2 separate regions of the Homo sapiens genome follow, and region 2 is linked to region 1. A link is a loop called in an ENCODE intact Hi-C map of the cell type or tissue named here. Cell type or tissue: mammary epithelial cell. All regions are shown on one strand. Links, peaks and the distances in the headings refer to the core of each region. The heading gives the core; the rest is flanking DNA. Region 1 holds the start of NPM3 (nucleophosmin/nucleoplasmin 3). Region 2 has its middle 39 kb from the start of LINC02681.

Evidence for each region. Peaks named below come from ENCODE experiments on the same cell type or tissue, not always from the same donor. Only the 100,000 strongest peaks of a DNase experiment are listed, where the experiment ranks them.
Region 2: it touches region 1 in a loop (13-fold over the local background); 3 of 110 quality-filtered maps call a loop at or near these places.

What each region holds. Positions count from the first base shown.
Region 1 is chr10:101,777,923-101,784,099 of GRCh38, reverse strand. It overlaps NPM3 (nucleophosmin/nucleoplasmin 3), which reads left to right and starts at 654. Exons shown (of 6, transcript NM_006993.3): 1 at 654-827; 2 at 1,176-1,261; 3 at 1,503-1,622; 4 at 1,749-1,842; 5 at 2,246-2,373; 6 at 2,468-2,775. The coding sequence starts at 710. The coding sequence ends at 2,364. It also overlaps a transcript of FGF8 not described here. RefSeq lists enhancers at 1,087-1,726, 2,654-2,948, 2,827-3,677, 3,755-3,884, 3,525-4,422 and 1 more, a silencer at 4,105-4,184 and a promoter at 2,794-6,177. In mammary epithelial cell, for the core only: a CTCF peak has its summit at 2,829 (motif pointing right); no DNase peak of the experiment used is centred there; H3K4me3 peaks cover 834 bases; H3K27ac peaks cover 221 bases.
Region 2 is chr10:101,298,990-101,305,166 of GRCh38, reverse strand. No RefSeq gene overlaps it. Among named protein-coding and RNA genes, the nearest start is that of LINC02681, 39 kb to the right of the region's middle. In mammary epithelial cell, for the core only: a CTCF peak has its summit at 3,547; a DNase peak (open chromatin) is centred at 3,526.

The DNA.
Region 1 (6,177 bases), core at 1,278-3,777:
CATAAACTGACAAAATAATCCACGGCGCAAAGATACTCCTGGATGATTTGGAATTAAAAGCTCAAAAAGCGTGGGTGGGCCAGGAACAGCCAACACACATGAGCTAACTAGTCCTCTGCTAGCAAGTGCCAGCAGCTAAGTCTCAGTGAAGGCATAGCAAGTTGCGGGGTCTTTAGAGCAGGAAGAATTAAGAGAGGCTTAGCCGAGAGGACAGACAGGACAGACGTGTTGGGATGGAAATTCCTAAGGCTCCTCGGCTCTCTTGAGGCAAAGACAATCTGAGTGCATTTCCTTTGCTTGTAGCAGAAAAGCACTGCCCTGAACCCCACCTTTGCTGGGAGGAGTAAGAAGGGTTTACATTTTTATATCTATAACTCCTTTAACGAAAGCTTACCCTGGGTTGGAAGAGTGGGAGACACTCTTCCGACACAGAGCGAGGAGCTTGGGGAAGTGGACACCCTCATGGTCGTGGAAATGAGCAAGGATGTTAACATAAACCCCAAATCCATTCTTCTGTGATGTTACTTCCTTTCTCTTCGGTCTTGATAAAATATGAGCAGAAGCTGCGGGCTCCGGGTAGGGCTGCGGGGTCTCGGCGCCTTTTCTTTTCCAGGACTGTGCGTCTCCTTTAATGGGCGGGGCCGGAACTGGCCGAGGGTCCCCGGCTTTGTGCGTGTCGGGGGCGGAGTTTGAAGAAGGCTCTTACAGCATGGCCGCCGGTACTGCAGCTGCCTTAGCGTTTTTGAGTCAGGAGAGCCGAACGCGGGCCGGGGGTGTCGGGGGCCTACGGGTCCCGGCCCCGGTCACTATGGACAGTTTTTTCTTCGGTATTAGTGAAGGGAGAGGCTGAGGGTGGTACTGGGGCGGTAAGAGGTAGGGATGTGAGGCGGGAATGCGGAGGGTTTCAAGGCGTGGGTGTGGGCGGAGGGCTGCTTCGCTGTTCCCGCAGGAGAGGGGGCCTCGCACGCACAGCCAAAGGGGGTGGCGAGATCCCTGCCCCAGATGTGTTGGGCGGGGCCCACGGCAGAGCGTCCCAGGTGTTCTGAGAGAAGAGACGGAGGTGGACGTGTAAATGACCCGTCCGCCCAAGGTTACACGTGACGGCGGGTTGGTGACATCCCCCGCTGCCCAGCCCCGTACACACGCTCAGGCATACTCACTGTTATTTCTACCAGGCTGTGAGCTCTCCGGCCACACCCGCTCCTTCACCTTTAAGGTAGAGGAAGAGGATGATGCGGAGCACGTGCTGGCACTAACCATGGTGAGGGGCAGGGGAGTGGGGTTTTAATGAATAAGCCCAGGCAGGCAATATAGGTCTCTACCCAACCTCCGGATCCCCTTTACTTGGAGACACATCCTCAGCCTAACCCCCCGGCATGGGCGGCTCCCCTGGCCAGGTGAACCGGGACCTCTGAGGCTGGGCAGGTGCTAGGGTAGATGCCTTTAGTTGTGGTGTCAACCCTCACTTGAGGAGACCCTGAGGCCCTGTGTACCGTTCCCAGCTCTGCCTCACCGAGGGAGCCAAAGACGAGTGTAATGTGGTAGAAGTTGTGGCCCGGAACCATGACCATCAGGAGATCGCAGTCCCTGTGGCCAACCTCAAGCTGTCCTGCCAACCCATGGTGAGTTCCCCAGCTCTGCCTTGGTGGTGGTGGTGGTGGTGGTGAGGGGATTGAGGACGTTAGCACTCATTACAGTGTGGGGTGGGCTAGGAGTGGGCCAGGCCTTCATCCTTGTCTTCCTCCCAGCTCAGTCTGGATGACTTCCAGCTCCAACCACCTGTAACCTTCCGCCTGAAGTCGGGCTCTGGCCCTGTGCGGATCACTGGGCGGCACCAGATTGGTGAGAAGAGGGGAGGGCCCTCTCCTTTGCTTCCAGTGGACTCTCCCATCAGGCTTCCCCCACTCCGCACTCCTGCCCCATCCCACCCTCATCTCCCAGTGCAGCCCTGTACAGGTCTGTGTGCCCTCCACGCTGTGCCCTGTGCATGACATGCCCTCTCCTTTCCGTCTACTCAAGCCTACCTCCTCCATGGAACATGGCCCAACTTCTCCAGCTCCAATAATGAAGACTCCTTTGGCTCTTTGTGACCCAGTTTAGGGTCTGAGGTTCTTCCCACCTAGCCCATAAGCACTGGGAGGTCATGGTCCCTGTAAGCCTAACACCACGGCGTGAAGAAATGGCATGCGGTGTGAAACGGTCTGGTCTTAACACCCCATCCTTCTACTGCTTGTGTGTCCACCAGTTACGATGAGCAATGATGTTTCTGAGGAGGAGAGCGAGGAAGAGGAAGAGGACAGTGATGAGGAAGAAGTTGAGCTGTGCCCCATCCTTCCTGCCAAAAAGCAGGGGGGCAGGCCCTAGCCCTCCTAGGTGAGTTGCGGGGAGAAGTGCCTAGCAGGCTCTGGGAAGGGGCAGGAGAAGCAGGTGAGGGCCTAAATGCTGATTCCTTGTTTCCTCTTTTCAGGTCAGCTCCATGTGCCATGCACCGCCATGCACCCTGTTCCCTGACAAGTTTCAACAATTGTAAATATTTCTTCCTTGAAGAGGAGAGCTTGGGTGGGGGTTGGGTGGGAGGGACTTGGGTCTTTGGTGCTAGGAGAGGGCCTGTGCTCCACACAGCCGTGGTTTTCTGATTTTCACCATGCCCGGGGCCTCCCTTCCCACCTGCCTGTGAGAATTGGAGGTTAGTGCCTGAAGCTCAGAGCTACACATTTTTAATAGTTTTTACATTTTTGGATAAAGGTTGAAATAAAGTGGTGTGGAGTTTTTGCAGCTCTTGTGTGGCTTCTTCCTGTGCTGGGTGATGTTTCCCTAGGGACCGCCAGGTGGCACTGTGGAAGCACCCAGCGTGGCCCTGGGCCTGGGGGAGGGTGGAGAACTGTGGGATCCTCTACCCTCATGGCCCTGGGCTAGGACCTGGGGCCTGGGCCCCAGTTGCCTTGCTGGAAGGGGACCTCCCAACACTCAGCCCATTCCCAGTCTCTGCAGGTGGGAGAGGGTCATCGCAGGAGGTTATCAGCATCCAAACAAGGGGTCTGGGCCTCTGTCAGCACTCGGCTGATGGGCAGGGGGGCAGATAAGCGAGCTTAGGCAGCCTGAGGAATGCGCGTCCCTAGCCCCACGAGGGTCTCTGGCCCAGAGAGGGCCTGTGAGGGCAGGGCGGGACCAGGCTTCGCTCCTCCTTTGAGCCTTGCAGGCTGTCTCTGAGCAGGGCTGGGCCCTTAGAGAAACCTGACTCCGGGGGCCAGATGGAGGGGACTGGCCAGATTGGGTGACAGGGAAACCAGAATCCGGGTGGCCTGGCATATGGGGGCAGAAAGGGGCCCCAGGGAATTTGCCTCCTGGACTAAGGGATTCTTGTCCCCCACACACCGTGGGGTCTGGGGGTCTTTGGTGCCTGGAATCAGGTAGTTCTGGCACTTGGCTGCCTTTGTGCCAGGAAGAACTGACACACCTGGTTTGAGGATGAGTGTATGTGACCAGCTCTGGGGTCAGCAGTTCAGCAGCTGTGTTGGTTGTGGGGGGAGGGTTGTCAATGCCCACAAACAAACAAACAAACAAAACATTGCCTCCCCAGACAACCTGGGGCCAGACAGGCTGAGGATAGACAGAGAACAGGGCCTGATGGGGGTCAGGCCAACTCCCACTCCCAGCCTCTAGTCAAGGGGGAGGGGCCCCGGGATATCGCGGGCTGGTGGTTCTGGGGCAGGTGAGGTCAGCTTTGAAGACCTTGCGTCCGCAGTACCGACCCGCACGCTCTTCAGCGCATCCCTAGTGAAGGAGGTTCTCCCCCAGCCCGTGGTGAGGAACTAGGGGTCCAGTTTCCAACCTCCCTCTTCCTCAAGTTGAGGACAAAGGGAGATGACGCCCGTCTGTGTTGCGGTGATCTGGGTCGCAGGCGCCTTTCTCCGATCCAGGAGGGCGCTGCTAAAAATGCTTCCCTGGGGAGCCCGGCGGAGGGGCGGCCTGGCTGGGAACCATGGGTCTCGCTGCGGAGCGCGGTCGGCAGGGAGAGGGAAGTCGGGGCTGGCGCCCTCTGGCGGGCGAGGTTGAAGCCGCTCGTGGTCGTACCGCTTCCCTGGCCTCTAGAGGCTCCGGGCGGGCGCCGTGGGGCCGGGGCCTCCGAGTCCCGCCACTGCTCTGGGCGGCCGAATCTTGGGCGGAAGGCGGGGGAATGCCACTGAGGCTTGCATGCATGCGTGCATACGTTCATTCATTCATTCGAACGACTTGAGTTGGAGTGGGGAAGTCTGGCTGTGGCCCTCACTCCTCTTTCCCTTCCTCTTCTTGGCCCCAGCCTCCAAAGTCCTCGGCACGTGCTTGGCAGGAGGAGCGGGAGACTGGCTGAGTCCTCTCTCCTGGGAGGCCTCCCTAGCTGACCCATCTACCCCCTGCGCGGCTCCGCCCCAATATTTACCCCACCCACCCCCCGCGATGCCACTGATCGCTCCTTGCATTTCTCGCCGGTTTTCCGGGTAGGTCTCCCGGTGGGCGCGGGCCTGCGCCGAGCACGCTCCTGCCCGCAGTGGGGGCCCAATCCACATCAGCCTCTCGGCCCAAGAGTTTCTCGGCCGGTTGGGGCGCCCCGCGGACACAGCTGGGCAAGGTTTATTCCTCTCTCCTCGCCCCAGCCTCTCCTCGAGCCCTCTTCTTTGCCCTTCAGCGCACAGTAGGAGCGCTGCCGGCTCACTGTGGCCTCAGACCCCTGGGGGATGAAGGCATACGCCGGGGTTTGCCGACTGCTGGAGGAAGGGCAGGCTTCTATTTGGGGGCCGAGGGAGACGACTCCCAGACAGTGGCCGAAGTGCTTAACGTAGTCTCGGCGATTTGCATTTGAACGGTCGGCAGTGAGTCCGCGGCGCTTTGAACGCCCGGCGCAGGAAGCGCGCGTCGGAGCGAGCTGCGGTCTCCGGCGGGTGTGGATTGGAGGGGCCGGGGGATGGGCTGGGATCGAGGGGTGCGTTTGGAAATAGGCTGAAGTAGTGTGTCTGGGTGCAGGCGAGGGCGTGTCTGCGGAGATGGGCCGTTTGTGTTGGCGAGGAGTGTGTGTTTGTGTTTGCAGGCGAGGGAGTTTGTGTCTGTGCGTGTGTGTGTTTGTGTTTGCGGAGTGTGGGGGCGGCCAGGAAAGGTGGCCGGGCTGTCACTCAGCGATCAGGTTGACAGGCGCTCCCTCATCTGGGCCAGGGAGCTCTGATTGCAGATTCGAGGAAACAAAATAGCAATTGTAATTACCGGGCTTTGATAAGATAAAGGAGGGAGGGAGCTGGCCGGGAGGCGGGCGAGCCAGCAAGGGAGGGAGCGGCCTGCGGGGGCCCGGCGGGACATTTGCATCTGTCAGTCACGGGGCGTGCCAGGGCAGAGCCAGGTGCTTGCTCCCGGGGTGTCCCCATCTGCTCCTCTCCCCCAGAGAAACGGACTTTTGGGGAGATGAGAATTTCAACGAACTAGGTGAGGGTCCGCTTCTCAGGAGGGTCTCCAAATCCAAATGTAAAGGAATCCTGGTCCAGCACAGGCTCCCTGGCAGAGGCTGGGACAGGACTGAAACTTGACCTCGGACCCTTCAGATCCCAGGACGCCCATCTTCTCTGGGGCAGAGGAAGAAGGGTGGCTGAAGACCATTGAGGGTCAACCCAGGGCCCTCAGAATCTTCTGGGGGTTCCACAGCTGGAGCTGAATGCTGGTCTCAGCCAGGGGCTCTGCCCCTACCCCCATTCCAGGGAGGGGCAGGTACCCAGAGTGGCTCTGGCTGTGACCCCAGGACCATGCAAACACTGTTGGATGGGCGGGTCACCCTCACCCCTGCCTGGGGCCTACTCCCTGCTCTGCTTATCTCACTGATGTTCAGAGAGTCCATGGTGGGAGAAAGCCCATTTCTTACAGGAAGTGCCTGCTCTCCATCTCTCCATTCAATCATTTGTTCATCGACATACGCAACTAAACATGCTTGAGGGCCTACTGTGTACAAGGATGAGGGTAAGACCACAAGCAAACAGACATAACCTTTGCCCACTTGAAGCAGTGCAGAGAGGGAAACAGACACTCAATGAATTGTGACTCAGGCCTTACACAGAACACAGGGAAGGCAAGGGCTGGCCTGGGCTGTGGCCACTTGTGTCCACCTGACTTGTCTCCGCCTGATGGACCCACCTCCCCATGGGCTTTAGAGGAGACAGT
Region 2 (6,177 bases), core at 2,374-4,873, 480 kb after region 1:
GCAGGTGCTAATGACCTCTTCTTTGGTTTATGCCAGTGGCCCATTGGGTACTCATGTGGAGCAAATATGGGATGGAAGGGGAGAGAGCTGCTGCTGAGGATGGGGGCAGGAAGGGACTGTCTTGCTCCTTAGAGACCTACATGTGTGTGAGGTGGGGAAGGGGGTCCCAGGGTGGAAAGTGAGAGGGTAGAGGGCTATAAGGCCAAACAGGGACCAGGTAGTTGCTGCCCTATCCTCCCCTCTACAATGACTCCACCCCAGCATATCCCCTTGTCAAGGCTTTCTGGGTCCTGGCCTACCTGGGCCTAAATAATTGAGGAGCCCATTATAGCCTTGCTGTTTCCTCACTGTCAAGTGTAAACGCTGCACTGGTCGGGTGGGGAAATGGGGCTAATTTGAATTGATAATAGGAAACGCGGGGAAAAGTCATCTATGGTGAGTGAGGAGCGAGCGATCCCTGAGCAGATGCTAAATCTTGTATAATGAAAGAATCTGCCGATGTCAATTATGTACGAGCGTCTTTGCAGTGGTTGGAGGCGGTGGGCGGGTGAGGGAATGGAGGGACGGGTGCATCCCATAAACCCAAACACCCATCAAAGGCTCATACATATGGAGCGGTGGAGATTACAGCATAAATTTGAATGTTATGAATGTGGATGAGGGACAGGCAGGAAGCCCACCTCATAAGGGGGCTGTTTTCAGCGCACATGTACAAGGGAGCTTTTGTCCTCTTGGTTCCTCAGCTGTGTTTCCTCCATGTCAGCTGTGCTCCCTCTGCAACCAGTTGTGTCTCAGGATGAGAAAGAAAGTCAGGATATGGGGGTGCTGGGACAGGGTAAGATCAGCTGTTCTTCTGGGGCTTGGATGTGAGTCCCTTGGGAGCTCTGGGCCCAAACTGCCCTTGACCCATTCAGAGTGCTGCCAGGATGTTTAGCTGGGCATGGTGGTGCACGCCTTTAGTCCCAGCTACTTGGGGGAGCTGAGGCAGGAGGATCGCTTAAGCCTAGGAGGTTGAGGCCGCAGTGAGCCAAGATCGTGCCACTGCACCCCATCCTGGGCAACAGAGTGAGACCCTGTCTCAAAAAAAGAGGGCTGCCAGGATGAGATCTAGAGATCAATGTGACCAAAGATCCAGGGGGATATCCTGAAATATCTCTGATGTGACCACAGCTTTCCCTCCCCACTGATGGAAGAGACGGGAAAGAGCAATGTAGACCATGATGCCAACCACAGATTGGGCAGGGAGATCCTGGAAGACAGCCTGGAGGAAGAGGTCAAAAACTGTGCTTATAAAGGGGGCTAACAACTCAGAAGGACAATATCAGCAGCACATCTTTCCATTCCTAAGTACAAATCCTCATCACACATGGGATCGGGTGTTTGTGAGTATACACATGCATGCACACCCTGTAACAGGGCCCAGACCCCTCCATCAGTTCCCAACCTGCAGCCTCTCCCTGAGCAGACTTTGTGATTTGTGGTGCAGACCACCCAGGGACTTTAATCTTCACCGTGACAAATGCAATAAAAGGAACAATTTGGAGATCACAGCTAAGGAAGACACATTTACAAACCCTTCCCCAAAGGTTGGATGTGGCTGTCACCATGTGATTTGTGCTGGAGATGAAGCAGGGAGGGGGAGAGGGGGAGACAGAGAGCTGGAGAAGGAGGGCTGGGGAAAAGGAAGCATCCCCAGCTCTCTCCTCCTCACCCTCTCTGCTGGATCACAGTGGAAGGGGCTAAGCTAGCAGAAGGATGACTGGACCCACCGGCAGCCACTGCCACCCTCCCCCATCATGACTAGGGAGCACAACTCAATTACCAGGAACACAGCCCAGAACCACAAAGCTGCAGAGATTCATCTCAGCAGTTCTGGGGCTCTATCTAGAGAAGGGATGGCAGGTGGGGGTGGAGGGGGTAGGGTTTGGAGAAGAGCGAGAGAAAGGGAGAGGCAGAGTGGAAAAGACATTTTAATAGAAAGACAGTGACATCTCAAGTTGCAAAGGGAGCGCCCTAAGAAGCTATATTCTGAGACAGGGAAGGGGAGGGGAAATTTTCCAATCAGGGCTCCTCCATCAGGCCTATCTGGAGGGGTCCAAACATAGAGCAACAATGTGGGTGGAGGGGAAACTTAATCTAGGGACAAATCCATTGGGCAGGCAGGTAAGCCTGGAGTTCCACAGGATGAGGTCAAACTGAGATCTTATAACTAAGCTAATAGATGACTTGAGATGGTGGGTGGTACAGTCAGGCACCTTCCTATCCCCTCTGAGTCTTCTTTTCTCTATCTATAAAATGAGTCCTAGGCCAGATGATCTGTAAGGTAGCTGCCTACCTTGCATCTTGGACTCTCTGAGACCCAGATGTCTTGGAGTCAATGACAGGAGACTGGATAAGAGAGACCAGTAGTAATCCACCACTCCCTGACCCTGACTTTCTCGTGGCTTATAGTGGTTATTAACACATGGGCTCCTTTCTGTTGGGATCTCAGCTGTGCCCCCCAGGGTTCAGGTCTACAGCTCTCTCAGCCACTCCCATCCCAGTAAGAGTTCAGAAGGAACCCATTGGCCCTCTTTGGTCTCAAAAAAGCTGGTCACTCTTAGCTTCCTTTTTGATAAGATCATCCTCAAACCAAGGCCATTCTGTCCCTGGCTCCCTCTACCCGATGCACAGGAGATGTTCTCTCTGCTCCAGGATTTAACTTTGAAGCCTCTAGGTTGCTTCCAGTTTTTGAGCTTTGAAAAAATTAGATATTTGTTCCCTTGACCTGTGCCCTCCCACCCCATTCCCCACCTTCCATCTACCTGTGCCCCCCAACTCCTCACCACCCCACTTCCAACCAGGCTGAGGGACCACAGAGGTGCCATGTTGGCAGGGAGGGGAATGTTACTAGGCTATGAGGCACTGGTTTTTCATCGCACTCAAGGCCACACCTCAGAACTCCTCCACCTAGCTGCTGCCCCTATGCTAGCCTGGTCCCCAGCACAGGACCATCTCCCTGTGCACTTCCAGGGCCAGACCTGGTCCTCATATCCAGGAAGTAGGCCTGGTGAGTGACTAAATGGGGGTAGGGAAAAGAAGACATTAGGAGTATGGGCCCTCACTGGAAACTCCCTAGGGATGATGGGGGTCAGATGCTAACAATGTCTAGTTGTCACAGTCATGGCTCAGCATGGCCACAGGGCAGAGATACGGGCCTCTCCAGGGCAGTGAATCTGGGCTGGATCATGGCCTCCAAGGGCGTGTAGGAGGTAGGGAGCTGGGGAGGTTGAGAAATGTAAGGAGGTGGGGAGTGGACAAAAGTATGTTCTCTAAGTTCTAGACACAAAGGAGAGAAGCCTCTACATAGGAATGAAGAGAGGAGCTTGGGAGGGACTAAATCAGGGCTGACTTTCCCAAGGCATCTCTCCTTGGGGCAGGGACTAAAAGTGTAAAAACATTCAAACAAGGTGAGTCCCTAGATATGGGCTCCATGGTAGACAGTGAAGCAAGGGGAACTGAACTGCTAATGCTGGATGGGGCAATTCCCATGGTCCTCTGCTGCCTCCCTCTGGAGAGGGCATAACGGTGAGCTCTGCTCTGCTGCCAGCCCCTCTGCAGGTCCTCCTGGCTTCTCTTCACTGCACCTCACCTCCATCTAGGTCCTCGATTTCTCCCCAGGTCCTCATACACTGTATTAGTCAGGGTTTTCCAGAGAAACAGACCAAGAAAGAGAGAAAGAGAGAAAGAAAGAAAGAAAGAAAGAGGAGGAAAGAAGGAGAGAGAGAAAGAGAGAGATAGAGATAGAAAGAAAGAGTGAAAGAAAGAGGAGAAAGAAAAAAAGAAAGAAAGAAAAGAAGAAAGGGAGAAAGAAGCAGACAAGGAGAGAAGGTGAGAAAGAGAGGAAGAGAAAGAGAGAGAGAAAGAGAGAGATAGAGAAAGAAAGGAAAAAGAAAGAAAGAAAGAAAGGAAAGGAAAGAAGAAAGAAGGAAGGTAGGAAGGAAGAAGGTAGATAAAGGGACTTATTATGAATGATTGAGTCACCCAATTATGGAGGCCAAAAAGTCCCATGATGTGCTGACTGCAAGCTAGAGGCCCAGGAAAGTGAGTGGTATAGTTCCAGTCCAAGCCCAAAGGCCTGATAACTGTGGGGGCCGGGGAGGGGCTGGTGTATAAGTCCTGGTCCAAGTCTTAAGTCCCCAAAACCAGCAATGTCAAATCATAAGACAAGAGGAGATGGATGGCCTAGATCAAGCAGAAAGCAAATTCACCCTCCCTCTGCCTTTTTCTTCTATTCAGGCCATCAACAGATTGAATGATGCCCACCCACAGTGATGAGTGTGAGTCTTCCTCACTCAGCCTACTGATTCCAGAAACTCCCTCCACAGACACACCCAGAAATAATGTTTTCCCAGCTATCTGGGCATCCCTTAGCCCAGTCAAGTTGGCATATAAAGTTAAGTATTCCAGGCTAAGCGAGGTGGCTCACGCCTGTAATCCCAGCACTTTGGGAGGCCGAGGCAGGTGGATCACCTGAGGTCAGGAGTTTGAGACCAGCCTGGCCAACATGGTGAAACCCCATCTCTACTAAAAATACAGAAATTAGCTGAGTGTGGTGGTGCATGCCTGTAATCCCAGCTACTCAGGAGGCTGAGGCAGGAGAATCGCTTGAATCCAGGAGGCGGAGGTTGCAGTGAGCTGAGATAGTGCCATTGCGCTCCAGCCTGGGCGACAGAGCAAGACTGTCTCAAAACAAATAATAATAAATAAAATAAGCATCCCAGACACCATCTTCACATCTGACAATGCCTCCTGATACCCCCTCTCCCACCACAGAGAAAGCACTAGATAAAAAATACACTATGAGACCGGTGTAGTGGCTTATGCCTGTAAGCTGAGTACTTTGGGAGGCTGAGGTGGGCAGATTGCTTGAGGCCACGAGTTCAAGACCAGCCAGATCAACATAGTGAGATCCTGTTTCTACAAAAAAAAAGAAAAAAATAGCCAAATGTGGTGGTGCATGCCTGTAGTTCTAGCTAGTCAAAAGGCTCAGGCAGAAGGATTGCTTGAGCACAGGAGGCAGAGGCTGCAGTGAGCTATGATCATGCTGCTGCACTGTAGACTCTAGCCTGGGTGACAGAGTGAGAACCTGTCTCAAAAAAAAAAAAAAAAAAAAAAGAGAAGACTAGTAGGTGGCAAAAGGGGCTCTGTGACATCTTCTCTATTCTCTGTCTCTCTTCTTAGAGAAGGGACTTTGACTTGGCTTACTCATTTGCATCCCTGTCCCCAAGGATAGGCTGGGCTGGGACGGTAGGAGAGAGGAGTAGACCAAGAATTGGTTCATTCCTTGTGGCCTCCGCCTTTCCCTATATGACTTTACCCAAGGCCGAGACCAAGCCCAAAGCCAGATGGGAGTCTCTGTTGACTGAGTGCCCTCCCCTGCCAGAGGACCAATCCCAACTGAGCAATCCCTGACCCTCAGCTCTGTCTGCCTCTCACCAGGCTTAGTCTAGTGGTGAGGGGTTTGAGACCCCAGATGGTGGAGGTCGGGGAGGGGGGCTGTAAAAGAGGGTCAGAAGTGGCCAGTGGGTCACATGGACTCTAAGAGCGACATTTCCCTCCCTAAGTCCTTAGACTTAGTCCAGCAGACTGGAGGTTGATGGGAAAACAACAAAAAAGTCAAGGAGAAAGCCATTCTGGGTTCCCCCCTCCTTCATGTTCAAAACTGTTTGGCACATTCTTACACATGCAGCCACAAACATGCATGCACGTGCACACAGACACACACACACATGCACACACAGAGCTGAGCTACATATGACACATCGTGGAGTGGGGACCAGTGTGGTGGGCTTGAGGGGAAGAGCAGAGCAGGAGGCTGTAATAGTCAGCTGAGGGCACAGGTGCAAAGCAAGGGGCACTTTGTGGGGAGCGGTAACGTGAGTACACATGGCGGGCTGGAGGTCCAGAGAAAATAGAAAGGGAGATGAATTGAAGCAGAGGGTCAGCCAGAGGCTGAGGAGAGGGTGCCTCTAAAGGGAAGGATCTGGCCTATGAGCAGTGCTAGCAGAATTCCATGGTGACTGGGCACCCAGGCATTGGGTAAACCAGTGCACCCTGTTCTGAATAAGAGGTGAGCCATTCAGGCCTCCAAAGGCACCCCCAGAAGGAAGCCAGAGGCCAGGAGTGCTCCAGGTC